Linked DNA regions of Homo sapiens: region 1 is linked to region 2. Evidence: chromatin loops called from intact Hi-C (ENCODE). Cell type or tissue: HCT116. All regions are shown on one strand. Links, peaks and the distances in the headings refer to the core of each region. The heading gives the core; the rest is flanking DNA.

What was found. Peaks named below come from ENCODE experiments on the same cell type or tissue, not always from the same donor. Only the 100,000 strongest peaks of a DNase experiment are listed, where the experiment ranks them.
Region 1: a loop joins it to region 2, with 4 times the contacts of the local background. A loop is called at or near these places in 43 of 110 quality-filtered maps.

What each region holds. Positions count from the first base shown.
Region 1 is chr3:36,738,724-36,744,481 of GRCh38, reverse strand. DCLK3 (doublecortin like kinase 3) reads left to right here. Exons shown (of 5, transcript NM_001394672.2): 2 at 5,398-5,758. Among named protein-coding and RNA genes, the nearest start is that of DCLK3, 23 kb to the left of the region's middle. In HCT116, for the core only: a CTCF peak has its summit at 3,005 (motif pointing left); a DNase peak (open chromatin) is centred at 3,011.
Region 2 is chr3:36,956,140-36,961,897 of GRCh38, reverse strand. No RefSeq gene overlaps it. Among named protein-coding and RNA genes, the nearest start is that of TRANK1, 14 kb to the right of the region's middle. In HCT116, for the core only: a CTCF peak has its summit at 2,993; a DNase peak (open chromatin) is centred at 3,017.

The sequences.
Region 1 (5,758 bases), core at 1,665-4,164, 220 kb after region 2:
TGGTCAGTGTTCTTTGCGCTAAAACAAAGCTTTCTCAACCTGAAGCAACGTACTGCTGTCCCCTACCTCTATGAGTTGTTCTTCAGAAATGCTACTTTGTCAAATTTCCTGTCGCAGATGGATGTTTGTGATTATATTTTCTTTTCACCTCACTTATCTAATGTATTCAGGAGGTCTTTTGTGTGATGTTTGCTGGAGCTGCAATTAGCAATGCTCAGTTATTTACAGTGAGAGCTGGAAGACTGAAGCTAGATATTTGTGTTTGATGTTAGGGTTGGGAATTTGTTCTCCAAATCTTGTGTGCTTGCTCTCTGTACTGGGGCAGAGTTGGGGGGTTTGCATAAACCCTGGTCTCTGCTTTTGGAGAGCTTACAGTTTAGTTGAGAGGGAGAATGTTTACACCTACTAAGATGAAGTAACAATTAGCTGAGATGTGCAGCAGGCAAAACCATATGTTCCACATTCTGTGCTAGGTATTGGTCTCAGGCATTTGTGCTAAATTTTGCTTTAATGAATGAGCAGGTCTTCAGGGGAGGGAGCTATCACTGCGAACTTACGAGGACAGAGAAGGTTTGGGAGTAGAGATGGGTCTTAGGCTTTACAAGATGGTGAGGCTTGGATTGGTGGGGGAGTGGAGGTGGAGTGGGTTGGAATTGTGAAGGGCCTTATGTGTCAAGCAGAGGAATTTGGGTTTGGAACTCAAGGAGGCTAATAAGGAGCTACTGTAGGTTATTGAGCAGATGGATGGCTTATCAAAAGTAGTGCTTGCTCTTCTGTATATGTGGGGTTAGATTGGCATTGAGGAGAGACCCTGTAAACATTTGTATTTTGGTGTAATGAAGTAGAAGCAGCAGTTTTGTCAAGTCCAGGTCAATTTATTTTGCTGTAGCAAGTTAACAGAAAAATAAGGTGTTAATAAGAAAAAAATAAGATGTTAATAAGAACATATTTTCCCTGTGTTACTTCCTGGGACATGGTTGCCTTGGTGGCTGAAGACAGAATTAGCATGTTTAATTTTTACTATCTATGGCTTCATAAACAATTTACTGTTGATATAGGGACAGAATATGGATTATTATCCTAGATTATACAGGTTGAGTGAGTCTCCCTTATCCAAAATGCTTGGGACCAAAAGTGGTTTTTTATTATTTTATTTTATTTTATTTTGTTTTATTTTTTTATTTCAAGGAGTTTTTTTTTTTTTTTTTGGATTTTGGGATATTTGCATTATACTTACCAGTTGAGCATCCCAGCTCTGAAAATCTGAAGTCTGAAATGCTCCAATGATCATTTCCTTTGGTAGGAATGTCAGTGCTCAAAAAGTTTGCAGGCTTTGGAGCATTTTAGATTTTGTATTTTTGGTTTTGGGATACTCAACCGGTATGAGGGTGAGCCACATGAAATTTGTTTTTTTATGGTTCAAAATTGGTAGAACTACCAGCAATTTCATATGGTTCCATTTTACTGATTTTGTAAGTAAAGGTGTTGCTGGAGCTGAGTGGACTCGGGCAGGCCTGTGGCTTTCTAGTAAGGTTGATTGGGTTAGGTTCTGGACAGTGGTGCTTAGTGGGAGACTGAAAGTACTCTGTGTGCAGTTGTCCTGGGGCATGAGCACGTTCCCGGAGACTGAGCCCCAGGCCTAAAGGATATGCTGTGCTCTTTCTGCTGTTTGCTCTCCCTGCCCATGGACCAGGCATTCATAGTCTTCTTATTTTTTTCCTCTTACCTGTAAAGAAGAAAATTTTGCTCTAGACTACTTTAAAAGAGGAAAGAGGTCTTGTGGAAGAGAAGATAAAAATCAGTGCATCCGAAGGTTGCATTTTCCTGGTGCTTCCCAGTAGCTTGAAGCAGTCATAGCTAGAAGAAGTGCAATTTCAGTAGGACCCAGTTATGCTGAGGAGGTGGAGACTGAATTGTCACTTTTGCTGCAGACCAAGGAGCTTTTGAATAAGCTTGTGAATGCCCAGGCAGTGGAATGAGCATGTCTGATGTTGGTGTGATGGAGGCTGAGCTGTTCTCTCTTTACATCCTTTTACGCCATGCCCTGGGATGGAGGCTGTTCTTATGGAGCTTATTCTTTGTTCAGGGATGGGATGTTCCCAGATTGTTCTCCTAACCACTAGGGATCAGGGCAAGTTTTGAGGTAGGGTCTGCTGAAATTGGCTGAGCACAGAAATCCCAGAGAACACATCCCCTCTTCTCCCTACCCAGCTCTGGGTACCATTGTGCCAAGTCATCCATTACCACACTCAGATTCTACAGTTCCAATGTTTGGGAACTTGAGGCCACTGGTCCTATTGTAATTTGGGCCTCTTTGTCACTCTATGTCAACACTCAATACATAAAGCCCATTACTGTCAGTCCTGTTTCATGAACACTGCTTTATGCCTCCCTGACATCCCATCTTGGACCTTTTAGGAGGGTTCAGGGGCTTTCCTGAACCTCCTTCTATGCTAAATGTTCAAACATCCTTAAGGTATTCACTGAATGTTCCTTTGTCCTATTGGTTCTCCCCTGAGGATCCCTCTCCTATTTCTTCCCTGTAATGGATAATTCTTCCTTTCCAGGGACTATAGATTTTGAAGGTAGAGCTCAGAATTTAGCTCCCCAGGTCTGCTTCAGAGCTATTATTTTTCTTCCCTCCTATAACACCTTTCCTTAGCTGAGGCTTATATCATCCCATGATACAATATACACCCTTGCTTTGCCACTGTCATATAGTGGCTGACCATTCATTTCTCCATGTTACCAGTGTCTTCCTCTCCACATTGAGTCTTACCTTCATCTGTGCTGACCTCAGCGGCCGTGTGGACAACTGGTCCAGCCCTATGTCATGGTTCCTTTGCTATGTACTGGGTGGCCTCTACCTCATTAGGTGTTGAAAACCCAACTCAAATCTTGTCTTCCTAGCACTCTTGGTTGCTCATTCTCCTGGTACTTCCATTGGATTTCATTACATCCTCTTTATGCCTCTAGGTTTTCCTGGTAGGTCTGCCCTCTTGTGACCACAGCCAGCAGTTGATCCTTTGGGCCTGCCTATCCTTTTCCCACATCTGCTTGGAAAAGCCTCAGTCCAGGATATAGGCTAAAATCTCTTTCTCTGTCCCTATACAGGGTCTTCTGAGAAAATAATCAGGACTTCATTTACTTAGTCTGACAGTATGTATCAAGGATCCTACTGTGTGTGAAGCACATAAGAAAAACCAACAAGAACACCAGCCCTTTTGTGCACATGCGTTTGACAGTCACCTTCCTGACACCCTTCCTCAGTTCCCCAATGCAGGAAATACAAACTAGTATTCCTTCTGTAGCTCTCTTTCTTTCTCTCAACATCAGCTATCTCAGACAAAAATGGAGGCAGATTAATTAAAGAGGCTGTGAGAAGAAAGGGATAACAGATGTCCATATGTAGTTTAACTGTAAATGTGATTGTTAAGCTCATAAATTTGTGGTGTGTGGGAAGATCAGTATCAGCCACTACCTTGTCATCTCATCTGACACCTGCGTCTAGATGGAAATCATCTCAGAACAGATTGTACATTATAATTAAAAAACAAAAAACATTCTGTGTAGATTTGCTGGGCCAAAATCTCATCCTGGCACAACTGGAGTTTCTGCTACAGTTGATTCAAATACACGTATAAATGATTATTTTAAATTTCTTTTTAAAGGAAGCATAAACAGCAGATTCTTCCATGTAGGATATGACATATGGGTCCTGCAGGGTAACTTTAATAATTGTCATCCTACCATTGTGGCTTAACTGAGTTATACTTTCTGTTCTTTTCCAATTTCTCTTCCTGACCTGGATAGAAATTGAGGAAATTAAACCACTCCTGCCTCACCTGTTTTACTCTGGCTGGGTATAGTCAATTAGGAAATACAAAAGTCTTGTTTTATTCATGTACATTCTCATTATTTAAGCTCTGAACCTTGGTTTCTTTACATTTTTTAAATAAGAAGAGGGAAAACCATCTGGACAAGGAAGTTTTTACACCTAGATTGAAACCTTCTTCAATTTTCCTATACTAACTCTAATGCAAGTGAATCTCAGTCAGAGCTTTAAGAAATACCTACCACATCATGTGGGTCCATGAGTTCTTGTGATGCCAGAAGAAGCTGTGCACAGTAGACTTCTACCTTATTGATAGATTATACTACTAATACAGTGAAATTATAATATAAAATAGATATTAAGATCACAAGGACAGTGTTAATAACTAGCAACTATTATGTCCTTACTATGTGTCAGGCACTCTCTTAGGTAAGTTGTAATTTGATCATTTATTCTTCACAAAAACCCTGGGAGGGAGGTGTAGCATTCTTACTTTATAAATGAAAAAAAAAAAAAAAAAAAAAGAAATGCAAATAATTTGTCCAGGTTCACACAAGCAGTCCATGGCCATGCCAGGATTTAAATCCAGATCTGTCTCAAATCCTGTGACCATAACCTCTTCGCATACTGCTCCACCTTGAGTGAGTTCAAAGTCAAGCTGAAAAAAAATGTTCTTGGCAAAGAGATGGGTAAGATTGGGTTTTTCAAAATTCTGGAATGTTCCTGCCTCTTGTTGGTGTTTCATGGGCAGCAAACCTGGCCCTTCAAAGTTCTAGAATGTTCCTGACTCTTGTTGGTGTTTCATGGGCAGCAAAACTGGCCCTTTTTATCTCAGCTGTAGATCCTTGAAGGTCAGTTCACTTTGGGGTAGCTGGAGTTGTGTTTACAGAGTCAGGCCTCACCGTGAGAGGGCTCCTGTATTAGTCCCTTTTCATGCTGCTTATAGAGACATACCTGAGACTGGGCAATTTGCAGAGAAAGGTTTTCTTGGACTTACAGTTAGTTCCACGTGGCTGGGGAAGCCTCACAATCATGGCGGAAGGCAAGGAAGGGCAAGTCCCATCTTACATGGATGGCAGCAGGCAAAGAGAGAATGAGGAAGATGCAAAAGCGGAAACCCCTGATGTAACCATCAGATCTTATGAGATTTATTCACTACCATGGAACAGTATGGGGGAAACTGCCCCCATGATTCAATTATCTCCCACTAGGTTTCTCCCACAATACATGGGAATTATGGGAGTACAATTCAAGATGAGATTTGGGTGGGGACACAGAGCCAAACTGTATCAGCTCCTGAGGTGTGGCCCATCCTGGGGGCCCCTGTGAGGCCTACAGGAATCACTGCAAGCCCAATGCTTACTCTGTTCTGCACTCCTGGTGTAGAGGAGACTGGGAATTAGACCTAAGTATAAAGGCTCTGTCATTTCTAACAGACTCTCAGGAACCACACTTATAAACTGTAATGCTAGAGTCAGTCATCTTTAGTAAAGTTTTGGTGAAGGCTGAGGGCTCTCTGAACCCATCTTAACTAATACTCTGTTGTCCTTTTCTTGTTGCAGGACAGCAAGGCCTATGTGACCATTCTCTAAAATATTTAAGCTCGAGAATCACAGAGCGGAAGCTGCAAGGCTCCTGGCTGCCTGCCAGCCGAGGGAATCTGGAGAAACCATTCCTGGGGCCGCGTGGCCCCGTCGTGCCCTTGTTCTGCCCTCGGAATGGCCTTCACTCAGCACATCCTGAGAACAGCCCTCTGAAGCCCAGGGTCGTGACCGTAGTGAAGCTGGGTGGGCAGCGCCCCCGAAAGATCACTCTGCTCCTCAACAGGCGATCAGTGCAGACGTTCGAGCAGCTCTTAGCTGACATCTCAGAAGCCTTGGGCTCTCCCAGATGGAAGAATGACCGTGTGAGGAAACTGTTTAA
Region 2 (5,758 bases), core at 2,053-4,552:
GCAGGGCGTAGTGGCACATGCCTGCAATTCCAGCTCCTTGGGAGGCTGAGGTAGGAGAATGGCTTGAACCCAGGAGGCAAAAGTTGCAGTGAGCCAAGATCACGCCATTGCACTCCAGCCTGGGCAACAAGAGTGAAACTCAGTCTAAAAAAAAAAAAAAAAAAAAATATATATATATATATATATATATATGTATAAAAATTAGCTGGGTGTGGTGGTGTATGCTTGTAGTCCCAGCTACCCAGGAGGCTGAGGCATGAGAATCGCTTGAACCCGGGAGGCAGAGGTTGCAGCGAGCCGAGATCGTGCCACCGCACTACAGCCTGGGGGATAGAACAAGACTCTGTCTCCAAAAAATAAAAATAAGAAATATAATAAAATTTTATCTTGGTCTATTAAGGCTGCTGTAACAAAATACCGTAGACTGGGTAATTTGTAAATAATAGAAATTTAAGGCTGGGCACGGTGGCTCATGCCTGTAATCCCAACACTTTGGGAGGCTGAGGCGGGTGGATCACCTGAGGTCAGGAGTTTGAGACCAGCCTGGCCAACATGACAAAACCCTGTCCCTACTAAAAATACAAAATTAGCTGGGTATGGTGGTGCATGCCTGTAATTCCAGCTACTCGGGAGGCTGAGGCAGGAGAATCACCTAAGCCTGGGAGGCAGAGGTTGCTGTCAGCCGAGATTGTACCGCTGAACTCCAGCCTGGATGACAGAGCAAGACTACGTCTCAATACATACATACATAAAAATAAATAGAAATTGATTTCTCACAGTTCTGGAGGTTGGGAAGTCCAAGATCAAGGCACCAGCAGGTTTGGTGTCTGGTGATGGCTTGCTCTCTGCTTCATCAATGGCACCTCTTTGCTACATCCTCACATGGTGGAAATGTAGAAGGGCAAAGAGGACTAACAGACTCCCTCAAACCCTTCTATAAGGCTAATCCCTCATGGATGGGATTAGTCATGACCCAATCACCTCGTAAAGGCCCTGCCTCTTACTACTATTGCATTGGAGATTTTCAATATGAATTTTGGAGGGACACAAACATTCAAACCATATCAAATGAATATCCAAGTACCTTATTTTCCTTGGAGTGGTTGTAAATGGTACTGCATTTTGTTGTTGTTGTTTTTGTTTGTTCGTTTTTGTTTTGAGACAGGGTCTTGCTCTGTTGCCCAGGCTGGAGTGCAGTGGCACAATCTTAGCCCACTGCAGCCTCGACTTCCTGGGCTCAAGCTCTCCTCTCACCTCAGGCTTCTGAGTAGCTGGAACTACAGGCACACGCCACCATGCCAGTGAATTTTTGTATTTTTTGTAGAGACAGGGTTTCGTCATGTTGCCCAGGCTAGTGTTGAACTCCTGACCTCAAGTGTTTCACCTGCTTAGGCCTCCCAAAGTGCTTGGATTATAGATGTAAGCCACCGTGACCAGTGGTTCTGTGGACCAGTGGTTCTGTGTTTGAAAGTATGGGTTTTTTTTTTCTTTTTTTTTTTTTTTTTGAGACGGAGTTTCACTCTTTCGCCCAGGCTGGAGTGCAGTGGCATGAGCTCGACTAGTGCAACCTCCTCCTTCCGGTTTCAAGCGATTCTCCTGCCTCAGCCTCCAGAGTAGCTGGGATTGCAGGTGCCCGCCACCAAGCCTGGCTAATTTTTGTAATTTTTTTCTGTTTCCAAGACCATCTCTATTACTTCTGGGGACATATTTTTTATGTTTATTTATCTTTGTCTTTCATGAATAGTTTTTCCTCAAATATGTGGAGTCCCTTGGTTGACTAATCATATCTAACAATGAAGAGACAGGGAGGCTGAATGAGCTGGCTCTGCACACATTAAGCTAGTTGAATGGGTTTAATTGGCAAGGAGATGGGGAGGGAGCCAAATGCCATAAAGAGAAGGGCTTTACTCGGCACATACCTCTTTTCTAGCTGGCATATTGCCACCATGAAGGCCGAATCTTCCTGAGTGAAGCTCTGGAAACACTGTGTCTGAATCCCACACTTTTCATTACATGAGCCAGTACATCTCCATTTAAGCTAATTTGAGTCAAGTTCTCTTTTACTTAAAACCAAAAGCATTTTAACCTGCTTTAAATTTCCTTCACTTAACCTGAAATACATCTCTTTCCATATCAGATAGTGTCCAACAATTCCTTATGGCTAATGGTCCATGGAGAGTAAAAACAAAGCCAGATCTTTTGTTTTGTTTTTTCAAAAAAAAAAAACAAAAAAACAAAAAAACAGAGTTTTGCTCTGTCGCCCAGGCTGGAGTGCAGTAGTGCAATCTTGGCTCACTGCAACCTCCGCTGCCTGGGTTCAAGTGATTCTTCTGCCTTCTGAGTAGCTGGGATTATAGGCATGCACCACCACTGCTGGCTATTTTTATATTTTTAGTAGAGACGAGGTTTGGCCATGTTGGCCAGGCTGGTCTCGAACTCCTGACCTCAAGTGATCCGCCCGCCTTGGTCTCCCAAAGTGTTGGGATTACAGGCGTGAGCCATCGCACCTGGCCAGGATAGTTATTTTGAATTGTTTGCTAATCATTAATAGTCACTGTTTTAGGGCGGTGGAATTATGGGTGAAAAATTTCTACTCTCACTTTTCTGAAAAAGTGATAAAATGTTTTTGGAACTTTAAAAAACAAACGTGCTATATCATCTTTATATAAGTCCACTAAGCAGAGATTTTTTTAAAGCACCTGCAGTATGTAAGGCCCTATGGAGGAAGCAAAGTTGAATAAACCTCTGTTCCTAAAGAGGAGGAAAACACAGAAGGAATACACATGAAGGAGGGAGGGCCTGGTTGATTGTGAACTGAGTTGCGTATGGTCTTCTTTGCTTGACCCCAGCTAATGTAAAGATAAATCTCTGTATGATATTTAGATGTCATTAAAGTTGGATCTGTAAACGTGCTGAGCTTGAGAACAATTTCCATCCACTTATGTTAAGGTAAAATGTGAGCCTGCCAGTAAGTCATGTAGCTGCACACTCCCACCGCACGGTGGCGGCATACCTAAATGGAAGGAGCAGCTCCTAGTGTAAAGTCTCTGCAGGACTGAAGCTAGGGAAAAGAAGCAACAGTGATATCACCATAGGAAACAAACACCTTTACAAGTGTGGCAGTGGTTCAAGATGGCTGTCAGCAGAGTCCTCGAAGCACTTTCTTATTCTTATCCCACCACCTCAGTTGTCCCTACACAACTGTCTCCTCACAGTTCCCCTTTAAGAATACTTTATTATAATTATTTTATTTCATTTGTTGTCTTACTTGCCACCCCTACCGTTCTCGCTGTCAGAGACCACCGCAGGCTTTCTGACCTTTGGGACTTTAGTTTCATTTCCAGACTGTTCTTCCTTTTTCCTCCCCTTACCTATGAGAATTAGTTTCCCAGTTCAAATGCAAATTCCTTAGCCATCCTGCTGAAAATTGTTTTCCTCCACTCCTAAGCTCTTATGATGATAAACTTATTGTCATGAATACTAATTTGTAATTATATCTAGTAGCTTCCTGACATTGGTTTAATTACTGATCTGTGCTGTTTATTCATTCATTCCACAAGCATTGTGTCAGTAAAGTGCCAGGGAGCTGGGAACACAGAATGAACAAGATAAAATCCTAGACTTTGAGGTGCTCACCCTCTAGTGACAGATGACAGACAGTTATAAAATGATGTGATAAGGGCTGTAATAGAGGCATGAATAAGGAGTATTGAGCAGGGAGTGGTGAAAATGGGGAGGCTGGGCTGTCTATCTGGGAAAGTCCAGGTTTACACATGGGAGGTGATGATAAAGATGAGTCATGAAGGTCTCATCACAAGTTTTGGAGTTTGCCAGATAGAAGGAGGTGGGAATGTCATATCAGGCCACAAAAATAACAATTCATGAAAATACCACTAGTTCTTCAAACTGGAGTTCAGTAAGTTCAGGGCAAACCAGGTGTAGGATAGCTTCAGGCTTCCTCAGCTTGCCAACTAGATCTGATAGAGGTAGTTGGTTTTATTTGTGGTAATAAACTTGCCAAACTCTCTGGCTTGTCTGTGGCTGAGTTTTATTTGGTAGACACTGTGTCGAAATTTTGAATTAGTTGAACAGGAACTTTCACATAATTAAATCAAGTTTTCCAGTTTCTATCAGAAAATCAAAAGTTTTTTGACATCAAGCCCACCATCTCCATGGCAACAATTAGCTGGAGCCACTTTAGAAGGAGTCTGGCTGTCCCAGTTTGCTGTAGACCTTACCTCTCCCGGGCACTTATACCTACCTGGCCAGACACATTTAGTTGTGATATTTGCCTGACCTCTGTAGACAGCTGAATGTGACCTCTGTTTTGAGACATCTGGGGGCCCCAGTTACAGGAGTAAGCCAGGATTCTTTTTTTTTTCTTATTATACTTTAAGTTGTAGGGTGCATGTGCACAATGTGCAGGTTTGTTACATATGTATACAAGTGCCATGTTGGTGTGCTGCACCCATTAACTTGTCATTTACATTAAGTATATCTCCTAATGCTTTCCCTCCTCCCTCCCCCCATAAGTCAGGATTCTTAAGAAATCTGGTGCAGATCCCCTTTGTGGAGGTGATAATGAAGGGGAAGAAGGAAGGGGGAGCAGGAGTTGACCCAGCTGCTGAGGTTGGTTGTGTAGAGCGCCACCCAGAGGGGGATGGGTCAGAGCACAAAAAGAGAAACAGGCAGTAGTCCCTGTGGCTGGGGCCTACAGGAGGAACAGAGTGATGCATGAAGATGCCCAGGACCTATTCCTTGGACATTAATCCTGACCTGTGGGGGTAAGAGTGATAGGTCCACCCCTGACTGTCCTGGGAGCTGGGGCAAGAGTTCAAATGGAGATCCAGAGCCCATAGCCTGCTCCCTTTCTCTTCATATCCTCACCTCTGTCCCATAGAATAAAGTACACATGTGTGTGGACACCCGAGGCCATAAATCCAAGTTCTGTCCACAGCTTCCCTAGTTGCTGGCAAATAGCTGGCCCTTGGTCAATCGTTGAACCTGGGGGTATGTGCACTGCTACGTGGCCCACTCTCAGAAAGATAGACACAAGAACCAGGCCTGACCAGACTCTTAAACAAGTCTCAGAGCTGTTTTGGCAGGAAATTTTGGGGTCTAGGTACCCCAAATGTGTTCTAGAAGCTAGGTGTGGACTCTAGATGGGCACATCCCCTTGGGCTGGTAGACTCCTCATCCCCTATGGAGGGGCATAGTCAGAAGAGAGCCAGAGTCCTAGAGCCTTATAAATTCGAGGGCAAGGGCTGAAATATTGTCAGGAACAGGGATGCACTTGGGTTACTATGGGTAATGGGGTCTGCATTAGTGTGCTAGGCCTACTGTAACAGAGTACCACAAATGGGTGGCTTCAAACAACAGATACTTATTCTCTCACAGTTCTGGAGGCTAGACGTCCAAAATTAAGGTGTTGTCAGGATTCATTCTTTCTGAGGGCTCTGAGGGAGAATCTATTCCACACCTCTCTCCTGGCTTCTGGCGACAGCTGGCAACGGTTGGCTTGCAGATACATCACTCTAATCTCTGCCTCCATCTTCATGTGGCATTCTCTGTTTCTCTGTGTCTGCACATGGCCATTTTCTTAAAAGGATACAAGTCATATTACATTAGGGGCTCCCCCTATTCCAGAATGACCTCATTTTAACTAATTATACCTGCAACAACCCTACTTGCAAATAAGGCCATATTCTGAAGTAGTGGGAGTGAAGACTTCAACATATCCTTACTGGGGGGCACAGTT